Linked DNA regions of Homo sapiens: region 1 is linked to region 2. Evidence: read pairs that join two places in POLR2A ChIA-PET (ENCODE). Cell type or tissue: OCI-LY7. All regions are shown on one strand. Each heading gives the region's core, and the rest is flanking DNA. Links, peaks and the distances in the headings are about the cores only. Region 1 overlaps DENND5B (DENN domain containing 5B). Region 2 overlaps DENND5B (DENN domain containing 5B).

The links. ChIA-PET counts read pairs that join two places held together with the same protein. Peaks named below come from ENCODE experiments on the same cell type or tissue, not always from the same donor. Only the 100,000 strongest peaks of a DNase experiment are listed, where the experiment ranks them.
Region 1: POLR2A ChIA-PET joins it to region 2 with 7 read pairs; 6 of 35 experiments call an interaction of 5 or more read pairs at or near these places.

Annotation. Positions count from the first base shown.
Region 1 is chr12:31,408,747-31,414,128 of GRCh38, forward strand. DENND5B (DENN domain containing 5B) reads right to left here. Exons shown (of 21, transcript NM_144973.4): 13 at 4,690-4,818; 14 at 517-638. Among named protein-coding and RNA genes, the nearest start is that of LINC02387, 42 kb to the left of the region's middle. In OCI-LY7, for the core only: no CTCF peak of the experiment used is centred there; no DNase peak of the experiment used is centred there.
Region 2 is chr12:31,522,449-31,527,830 of GRCh38, forward strand. The region is part of intron 1 of DENND5B (DENN domain containing 5B); the gene reads right to left. Among named protein-coding and RNA genes, the nearest start is that of DENND5B-AS1, 65 kb to the right of the region's middle. In OCI-LY7, for the core only: no CTCF peak of the experiment used is centred there; no DNase peak of the experiment used is centred there; H3K4me3 peaks cover 1,730 bases; H3K27ac peaks cover 504 bases.

The sequences.
Region 1 (5,382 bases), core at 235-5,234, 110 kb before region 2:
AAGATATTGAAATATTTACTTAATAAAACATTCCTTTTCTCATCTATTGTAGGTAACATTTCCTATCAAAGACTGGGTTTCTTGGGAAGAAATCTCTGAGTCAGAAATTAGCATGGACAATGCTGCTCCTGGGACCAACATGTGAGAAGGAAAGCAGGATTGGTTAAGCAAGATGTTAAGCTTCGATGCAGTCTCAATGAAATCCTCATCTATCTAACCCCCATGGTGAGCTCCGGGACAGCCCTTTGTTCAGTCATGGGATGCTGGCTGGAACTGACAGAAGGTATCATCTCCAGTGAGGTACTTTTCTTCAGTAAGGCGTTCTCTAAAGCCTGACAGCCAAGGGTTTCCTGTAGCACTCTTAGCATTTGGGGAATATCCTTTACTCCTAAACAGAGACCTGGGCGTATGTCACAATGTCACATGTACTATGGCATATCTTGCTTTAAAAAATATAAATGCTTTTATTGCATTGGTCACCTCAGTAACCCTTAACGGTCAATTCTCTAGACTTACTGATAGTGGTGAACACACTGGTGAAGCAGAAATAGTCCACAGCATTGAGAGAAAGAAGGTGGTAAAGAAACTGCTCTCTTTCTTCTTCGCAACGTAGAAAAGCATATCGCTTATAAAGCTTCCTAGGAAAGGGTAAGACAAGCACAAGACAGTAGTATCAAAGAAAAAAAAAAAAAACCAAGACAGTAGTATCATGTACTTTTCATTATGTCTTTTTTTTTTTTTTTTTTTTTTAAACAGAGTTTCTCTCTTGTTGCCCAGGCTGGAGTGCAATGGTGCAATCTCAGCTCACTGCAAACTCTGCCTCCTGGGTTCAAGTGATTCTCCTGCCTCAGCCTCATGAGTAGCTGGGATTACAGGCATGTGCCACCACGCCAGGCTAATTTTTGTATTTTTAGTAGGGATGGGGTTTCACCATGTTGGCCAGGCTGGTCTCCAACTCCTGACCTCAGGTGATCCATCTGCCTCGGCCTCCCAAAGTGCTGGGATTACAGGCATGAGCCACCATGCCCGGCCATTTTTTTTCTTTTGTTTCTTTCCCATTATGTCTTTTTTCCAGGATGGGGTCTCGCTATATTGCCCAGGCTGGTCTTGAACTCTTGGACTCAAGAAATCCTCCTGCCTCAGTCTCCCAAAATGTTGGGATTATAGGCATGAGCCACTGGGGCTGGCCCTCATTAAGCCTTGACTAAAAATAAATAGCTCCTCTTAGACAAACACCTTTAATCTTGAAAAAATAGATTCATTCTATTTCAATTCATAAAAATGGATATATAAACAGTTAATAAAACACTTTTAACCTAATAATTAAGGAAAAAATGCATCTATTTTATCTATCAAACTAATAAAGACTTAAAAGTGATGACCAGTGTTGACAAGGAAGAAATGAATGCCATTCTCACAGTTGGTGAGACTGAAAATTTCAGGAAAGCAATTCAGGTAACAATTACTTTAAACCAATCATACCCCTTGACTCATCAATTTTACTTTTAGGATTCAGTCCTAAAGAAACAGATGAAATGGGGCAAAGATTTCATTAAACACTTACATTTAAGCACTTTCCCAAGTGTTTTATAGGTATTAATACATTTAATTCTCACTCTATGAGGTAAGTCTATTAGTGCCTTTTTATTATTTATTTATTTATTTATTTTTCTTGAGATGAGGTCTCGTTCTATAACCCAGGTTGCTGGAGTGCAGCGATGCAGTAACAGCTCGCTGCAGCCTTGACCTCCTGGGCTTGAGTGTGCCTCCCACCTCAGCCTCCCAAGCTGCTGGGACCACAGGTGCACGCTACCACACTCAACTAATTTTTTATTTTTAGTAGAGATGGGGTCTCACTATATTGCCCAGGCTGGTCTTGAACTCCCAGGCTCAAGCAATCCTCCCACTTTGGCCTCTCAAAGTGCTGGGATTACAGGAGTGAGCCACCACACCCAGCCTAGTGTCATTTTACAGATGGGGAAAAGAGAGATACAGGAAAGTTAAATATTTTGTCCGAGGTCATTCAAACACTAACTAGAGAAGGCAATATTTGAACACAAGCATTCAGACTTCAGATTTTAAACTCTTCTGATACGGTGAAATGTTTATGGTACACTGTTAAGCTAATAAAAAGGATGATATTGAATCGCACATATAGTGTATCTTAATAAGAGAACATGCATAGAAGAAAAGTACAGAAGAAAATGTGAAATACTTAGTGTTCTTTATATAGCAGGATTGTAAGTGATTATCATTTTCCTCTTTGTACTTTGGCCACTATGAGCATAAATCACTTTTTTTTTTTTTTTTTGAGACAGTTTTGCTCTTATTGCCCAGGCTAGAGTGCAATGGCACGATCTTGGCTCACCGCAACCTCTCGTCTCCCAGGCTCAAGCGATTCTCCTGCCTCAGCCTCCAAGTAGCTGGGATTACAGGCATGTGCCACCACGCCTGGCTAATTTTGTATTTTTAGTAGAGATGGGGTTTCTCTACGTTGGTCAGGCTAGTCTCGAACTCCTGATCTCTGGTGATCCACCCGCCTCGGCCTCCCAAACTGTAGGATTACAGCCATGAGCCAACACGCCCGGCCTTTTTTTTTTTTTTTTTTTTTTTGAGACAGAGTCTCGCTTTGTTACCAGGCTGGATGGAGTGCAGTGGCGCGATCTCGGCTCACTGCAACTTCCGCCTCCTGGGTTCAAGTGATTCTCCTGCCTCTGCCTCCCAAGTAGCTGGGATTATAGGCATGCGCCACGACACCCAGCTAATTTTTGTATTTTTAGTAGAGACGGGGTTTCACCATGTTAGCCAGGATGGTCTCGATCTCCTGACCTCATGATCTGCCTGCCTCGGCCTCCCAAAGTGCTGGGATTACAGGTGTGAGCCACTGCGCCCAGCCAATAACTTTTTGTAATTGGAAAAAAAAACCACGCCAGTTTTAAGAAAACAAGGTCAGATTCACAGGCTATATGCAACACTTCATGCTTTATCAAACCTACTGTTTGGACATTAAAACTCATCTGAAAATGCTCCAGGGGGTATGTAATCCAAGTGTGATATATACAAATACAAAACTACAAAAAGCACTGGAACTCTAATAGGCTATCTTGTTTGAGGTCTTTGTTGAATTCTCTGCCTAACTTTGCTCCTTAGAAGTCAAAGTCCTTAGCCTTCAAATTAGCACTAATGTAAATATAAGGGCAATATATTTCATCCAAGACAGCTTCTTTTTTTTGTTTTTGTTTTTTGAGACAGGGTCTCGCTCTGTTGCCCAAGCTGGAGTGCAGTGGCCCAATACTGGCTCAAATGATTCTCCTGATTCAGCCTCCAAGTAGCTGGGATTACAGGTGCCTGCCACCATGCCCGGTTAATTTTTTTATTTTTTGTAGAGACAGGGTTGTGCCATGTTGGCCAGGCTGGTCTCGAACTCCTGACCTCAAGTGATCTGCCCACCTTGGCCTCCCAAAGTGTTGGGATTACAGGTGTGAGCCACTGCACCTGACCTCGAAGAGGGTTTCTTGATAGAGTAAACAGAAGAAATTAAAAGTTAACAATTAATTGACATGTACTTGACTGGTTTCCCGGCTCTAAACCAGTGGTTCCCAACCTTTTTGGCGCCAGGGACCTGTTTCATGGAAGATAATGTTCCCATGGCTGTCGCAGGGGCTGGGGAGGGGGAGGTGGATTCAGAATAAAATTGTTGCACCTCATATCATCAGTCATTAGAGTCTCATAAGGAGCACATAACCTAGATCCCTCACATGCGCAGTTCACAATAGGGTTTATGCTCCTTTGAGAATCTAATGCTGCTGATCTGACAGGAGGCGGAGCTTAGGCGGTAATGCTTGCTTGCCCTCGGCTCATCTCCTGCTGTGCAGCCCTGGTTCCTAACAGACCACAGACCAGTACTGGTCCATGGCCCAAGGGCTGGGAACCCTTGCCCTAAACTAGTGAATGCAAGGCTCTCAGAAGAAGCCCTTTACTGGGACCTCCTCACAGAACTTTATTATTTCTTTCTTTTTTTACTCCAGGTTTTATCTGTATACAACCTGTATACAGGTTTTACAATATAAGGTTTATACAAAATAATATAAGGTTTATATAAATTCATCCGATCTTTTGGATGTTACTGTCAGCTTGTGTGAACTAGCCAGCTTTTTGCCTGATTCTGGCAGAGCAATCCGGCCTTTTTTTTTTGAGATGGTCTTGCACTGTCGCCCAGACTGGAGCGCAGTGACATGATCTCAGCTCACTGCAACCTCCACCTCCCAAGTTCAAGTGATTCTCCTGCCTCAGCCTCCTGAATAGCCATGACTACAGGTGTGCGGCACCATGCCCTGCTAACTTATTTTTTGTAGAGACGGGGTTTCACCATGTTACCCAGGCTGGTCTTGAATTCCTGGACTCAAGTGATCCTCCCACCTTGGCCTCCCAAAATGTTAGGATTACAGGCAATGGCCACCATGCCCAACTGCAATCTGGCCTTTGGCTGTTAAATTTGGTGTGTCCCCCCAAAACGATCAAGTATTACATCAAAACAGTTTTCAAAGCACACGCCTGTTAGATAAAGAAGAATGCATGTGCACAGGATACAGCACTTCATACTGAAGAAGCCAGTTTGTCAGTTTATGCAACTTGTTTTGTATGCACATGGATTATAGAAACAGAAATGTATCAAAGATGGTATCTTACTTGGTGAGTGGTTGGTTAGAAAGCAACTGCTTAAGATGCTGGGACAAGAGCTTCTTTTCTAGAGACAGTCTTATCCACGCCCGAGCTCGTCCAACATCAGTCTTGATCTCACTCATGTTTTGAATATGCCTAAAGAATAGTGGCAACAGCAAAGATGTAGATTTTAAGGATAACCCTGACTAGAAAAGAAGTAAAGAGTGAACAGTACTGGGCACAGAAAGGTTTATACTTAAAGGGAGCAATGGATAATATACAATTGATGTTGATTAAATCTTTGAAGGTTCCATCTGAATCATGAAGTTAGTCTCACATCATAATTGCCATTACAACACAAGCACACGGACAATGTGGTAAGATAAAGCATTTAACACTTATTCACTCTTTCAGGCTTTATTATGTCCTTGTGGCAGACTCATAGATATCTGTAAATAAGAATTTGGTTATTCCTGATGCTCCAAAAAAAGTAATGAAACAGGGTGAATACTCAAGTTTCTTTTCAAAATAACTGTTCTATAGCATAATTAAATATCAGTCACAACTTTAATCCACTGAATTACTTTTCAAGTTGCACTGGACAACATATGGAAAATATGAAATCTTACTTTCTATGGCATTAGAGAAAATAAGCCAGACTGCATTGATAATCTTTAATTGTTTAATTATTTTAAATATTTTAAAATACAGGGTCTTGCT
Region 2 (5,382 bases), core at 159-5,158:
GCTATTATTATTTTGAGACAAGGTCTGGCTCTATTACCCTGGCTGAAGAGCAGTGGCACGATCTAGCTCACTGCAACCTCTGCCTCCTGGGCTCAAGCCATCCTCCCCAGTTCAGGCTCCCAAGTAGTTGGGACTACAGGCACACACCATCATGCCCGGCTAATTTTGTATTTTTTGTCGAGATGAGGTTTCACCACGTTACCCCGGCTGGTCTCGTTACTTGTGAGCTCAAGCGACACACCTGCCCTGGCCTCACCCTGGGACTACAGGTGAGCGACTGCACACGGCCTTTTTTAACCTTTAACTCTCCAATAACTTACTGCATTTGTTCAGTTCTTACCTGATCCCAGTAAAGTATCCATGACAAAAACATCTAAATACCTTTCCTTTTTTAGGCAGGAGGGAGTGGGGCTTATATGCAGGCTTTGACTTCCAGTTTTATTGAGGGTGGCTTCATCCCTTAGAACAACTTTTGTGTTGTTTTCAGACCTAGAGTGGGGCTGTGAAACTCCCAAGTCTTGGGTTATAGGGGACCAATATGGGAGATTCCCTGAGGATGTTAGCATTCCCAGAATAGGAGGGAAGGTGAGATAAATGTGCCTTTTTTTTTCCTTTTTTTTTTTTTTTAAAGAAAAAGCCTCATTCTGTCGCCCAGGCTGGAGTGCAGTGGCGTGATCTCGGCTCACTGCAGCCTCCGCCTCCCAGGTTCAAGCGATCATCCCACCCGAACCTCCCAAGAAACTGAGATTACCGGCATGCACCACCACACCTGCCTGGCTAATTTTTGTATTTTTAGTAGAGATGGGGGTTTGCCATGTTGGCCAGGCTGGTCTCAAACTCCTGGCCTCAAGTGATCCGCCTGCCTTGGCCTTCCAAAGTGTTGGGATTACAGGTGTGAGCCACCACACCTGGCCTATTCTTGCAATTCTGGAAGATTTAGGGGGCTGGCAGGAGACAAGACTGAGATTGTTTAGGCCATCCTGTTGCTGACACAATCCTGGCACTTAAGCGGGAATGCAGTGGCCTAAGTGTAAGGCAACATATCTCTCATACCATTTCACCAAAACAAAACAAAAAACACTTCTGAGTGAATGTCTGGCCATCTTATTAGCATCTTATTAATCTGTTTTGACATTATCCTAAAAATATGCTTTTCCTCAAAAAAAAAAAAGTCGTACAACACTGTGAATGTATTAAATGCCATTAAATTGTACACTTCAGAATGGTTAACTTTATGTTATATAAATTTTGCCCCAATTTTTAAAAATGAAAAAAAGAGTATATGACAAGAAAGATAACTACAGGATTACCAAAGCCATTATATTTTCCCTCATTTGTATGTACATGACACACTGGTTCTATAATGTTTCCCAAGAATAGATCTTGAATCCTAAGACTGCTGTGATGGGACTCTGAGAGAAGAGATTATAATGTCAGAATACTTAGCTCCTAGGATGTGATTAAGCTTATTTTGTTCATCACTAAAGTGGTATCATAGCATTCTTTCTACCATATTAAAGTAAATGAATCCTAATTAACATCTGTAATAGCTCAGTGGGCCTCTTTGTCTTTTAAGTGAAAACTACTGAGCCCTTTTTTTTTTTTTTTTTTTTTTAGATCATGTCATAGAAACATTGGTGGCACAATCCAAGTGGTGACGAATCAATTAATGCATGGAATAAAAAAAGAGCTGAAAAGACAGTAGTAAACATAGGGCTAATTTATGAATTGTATTTTTAATGAAATTACCTTTTATTAGGAAACTCTAAGAGGTCTATTTCTCTCCTTTTGAATTTGGGCTTGCCTTGTGACCAGCAGAATATGGCAGAAATGTCACTGTGACAGTCCTAGGTTCAGCCCTTAAGAGAGTCCTGGAAGCTCCTGTTGTTTCTATCTTAGAATTCATTTAAGAAGCCTGGTTGGGACGGGCACGGTGGCTCACACCTGTAATCCCAGCACTTTGGGAGGCTGAGGTGGGCAAATCACCTGAGGTCAGGAGTTCCAGACCAGCCTGGCCAACATGGTGAAACCCCATCTCTACCAAAAATACAAAAATTAGCCGGGCATGATGGCATGTGCCTGTAATCCCAGCTACTTGGGAGGCTGAGGGAGGAGAATCGCTTGAACCTGGAAGGCAGGGGTTGCAGTGACCTGAGACTGCACCATTGCACTCCAGCCTCGGCGACAGAGCCATGATACTCTGTGACATTTACAAAAGAAGGAATATCCTTGAAATTTAAGAAAAAATAAAAACCAAAAACAAAGAAAAAGAAAAAAAAAGAAATTTGAGCAAGGTAAGCTTAGGATAAGCAGAGGACAGTGTGACTTGACACATCAGCTTAGAGACCCAGTTTTCTATAGTCCTCTCTTAACTCCTATCATCTGAGAGCCCTACTCTCTTTTACTGATTCTCTCACCATTTCTCAGGCCTTTGTCCCTGTTCTCTTGCTCCCTTCCATTCCCCTTTCTTCATCTACTAAAATGATACACCTCATGAGAACATACACAAATGACCAATAGGCACATGAAAAGATGCAACATCATTAGTCATTAGGGAAATACAAATCGAAACCACAATGAGATACCACTTCACACCCACTTGCATGACCAAAATAGAAAAGACAGACATTAACACATGTTGGCTTAGATGTAAAGAAATTGGAACCCTCATCCATTGCTGGTGGAAATGTAAAATAATAACTGCTTTGAAAAAGTCTGCTAATTCTTCAAGTGGTTAAACATAGTATATACCCAACATTAATAAAAACATGTCTGTCCATGCAAAAATCTGAATGTTCATAGCAGCATTATTCATAATAGCCCAAAAGTAGAAACAACCTAAATTTCCATCAACTGATGAATGAAAAACTAAAATATACTTCTATAAAATAGAATATCTGGCCATAAATAGGAATGTAGTACTGATGAGTGCTACAATGTGGATGAATCTTGAAAATATGCAAAGTGAAAGATGTCAGACACATACTGTACAATTCTATTTATATGAAATACCAGAATAGGCAAATTTACAGACATATAAAGAATATGTGTTGCCAGGAGCTGAGTGAAGGGGAGAATGGGGAGTGAACACAGGTATGGGGTTTCTTTTGTGGCTGATGAAGATGTTCTAACATTTATTGTGGAATGGTTGCACAACTCTGTGAATATATGCATAGCAATTGAATTGTTTGCTTTAAATGGTGCATTTGATATGTATACGTTAATAATATCTCAATAAAGCCATTTAAAAAAATTCTATGAGGTCAGGCACGGTGGCTCACACTATAATCCCAGCACTTTGGGAGGCTGAGATGGGTGGATTGGCTTGAGCTGAGGAGCTCATGACCAGCCTGGGCAGCATGGAGAAACCCCTTCTCTACAGAAAAATATAAAAATTGGCCAGGTGTGGTAGCAAGTGCCTGTGGTCCCAGCTACTCCAGAGGCTGAGGTGGGAGAATTGCTTAAGCCCAGGAGGCAGAGGCTGCAGTGAGCTGAGATTGCACCATTGCACTCCAATCTGAGCAGTGGAAGTGAAACCCTGTCTCGAATAAATTTTTTAAAAAATTCTATTAATACTTTAAGGGCAAGTTTAAATGTGATCTTCTCCCTATTTCTCACCTCACCCAGTTAACATTAATAATTTCCTCTGTGCTGTCAAACCAGTTGTTATTACAGTCTGTTAGTTATATATTACCTATATTAGAACCCAGGCTAGTAAAAAACTTACTCAAATTTCTTTACATCCCCCTTCACAAGGAGGAATTCGATACAGTTCATTACACAGGGTAGGTACCTAACACGTCTTTACTACAGAAATATTTACATTTACCCATTAAAATGTCACAAACAGTTAATGGTTAGGCTAGGATTCACCTCTTCAAATGACAACATGAAAGGATTGGGAAGCTCTGATGGCAGAAGAGAAGACGCTAGATAAACTCTGCATTTGACCCAGAAAACATGTCAAATCCTATGATCTTGTCTAAAGTTCAACAATGCCCTGTAGCTATATATTCTAGTGCTCCTAAGTTTTACAACCTTTCCTTCCTTTAGAAATATTCACGATGTGAATGCTGAGGCATAAATAAATAAAAGAAATATTCACTTGAGCAAATAATCCACAAGAATCCTTTAAGAAGTAGTCTCTGCAGAGATTAGGGGAGACTAAAGAGACATAACTAAATGCAATGTGGTATCCTGGATTGGACAGTGGAACAGAAAAAGGGTATTAGTGGAAAAATTCACGAAATCCAAATGAAGCCTGGAGTTTAGTTAACAGTATTATTCCAATGTTAATTTCTTAGTTTTGATGAATGTACCATGGTTATGTGAAACGTTAACATTTGGAGAAACTGGGTGAAGGGTAAACAGGAATTCTACACTGTCTTTGGAACTCTTCCGCAAATCCAAAGTTATTTCAAAATACTGTTGTGACTCTACTGTGAATTAAGGCAAAGAAGGATATATTAATCTAAAGTATTTTCATATTCATCCATTCAACAAACTATTTTGTGCCTGCTATGAACATAACATTCTGGGATGACTCTGGGAACAAAACAAAGATTCCTGCCACCATGGTGCTTATAGTTCAGTAGGGAAAACAGGCAATAAACAATAAACATAATAAATAAGTTACACGGTATGAGAGAGGGTGATATGGAAAAACATGACAGTAAAGAGCATTGAGGGATCAGCACTGGGAAGCAGGTGGAGAATCACAATTTTAAAAATAGTCATCTGGAAAGGACTCACTGACACAGGGCATTTAGGCAGACATGAAGGAGGTGAGACAGTGAGCCAAAAGATCCTTGGGGGGAAGAGCTTTCCAGGCAACCAGAACAGCTAAAGCAAAGATCATAAGACAGGAGCATGCTCAGATTGTCTGGAAAAGAGCAAGACAAAAGCAATATAATGAGTGAAGAGGAGAGAAAGCTCCAGAGGTTACGGGCGGCCAGATCATATGAGGGATCTGGCTTTTCCTCTGAACAAATGGGAAGTCACTGGAGACTTTCAAACAGAGGAATGCTGCGCTTTGAAAGAATCACTCCAGGCTGGGCGTGGTGGCTCATGCCTATAATCCCAGCACTTTGGGAGGCCGAGGCGGGCGGATCATGAGGTCAGGAGTTCGAGACCAGCCTGGCCAACATGGTGAAACCCTGTCTCTACTAAAAATACAAAAATTAGCTAGGCATGGTGGCCCACACCTGTAATCCCAGCTACTCGGGAGGCTGAGGCAGGAGAACTGCTTGAACCCGGGAGGTGGAGGTTGCAGTGAGCTGAGATCATGCCACTACACTCTAGCCTGCGTGACAGAGCAAGACTCCATTTGGGGAAAAAAAAAAATCACTCTGACAGTTGTATTAATAATAGGCTTTATGCAAC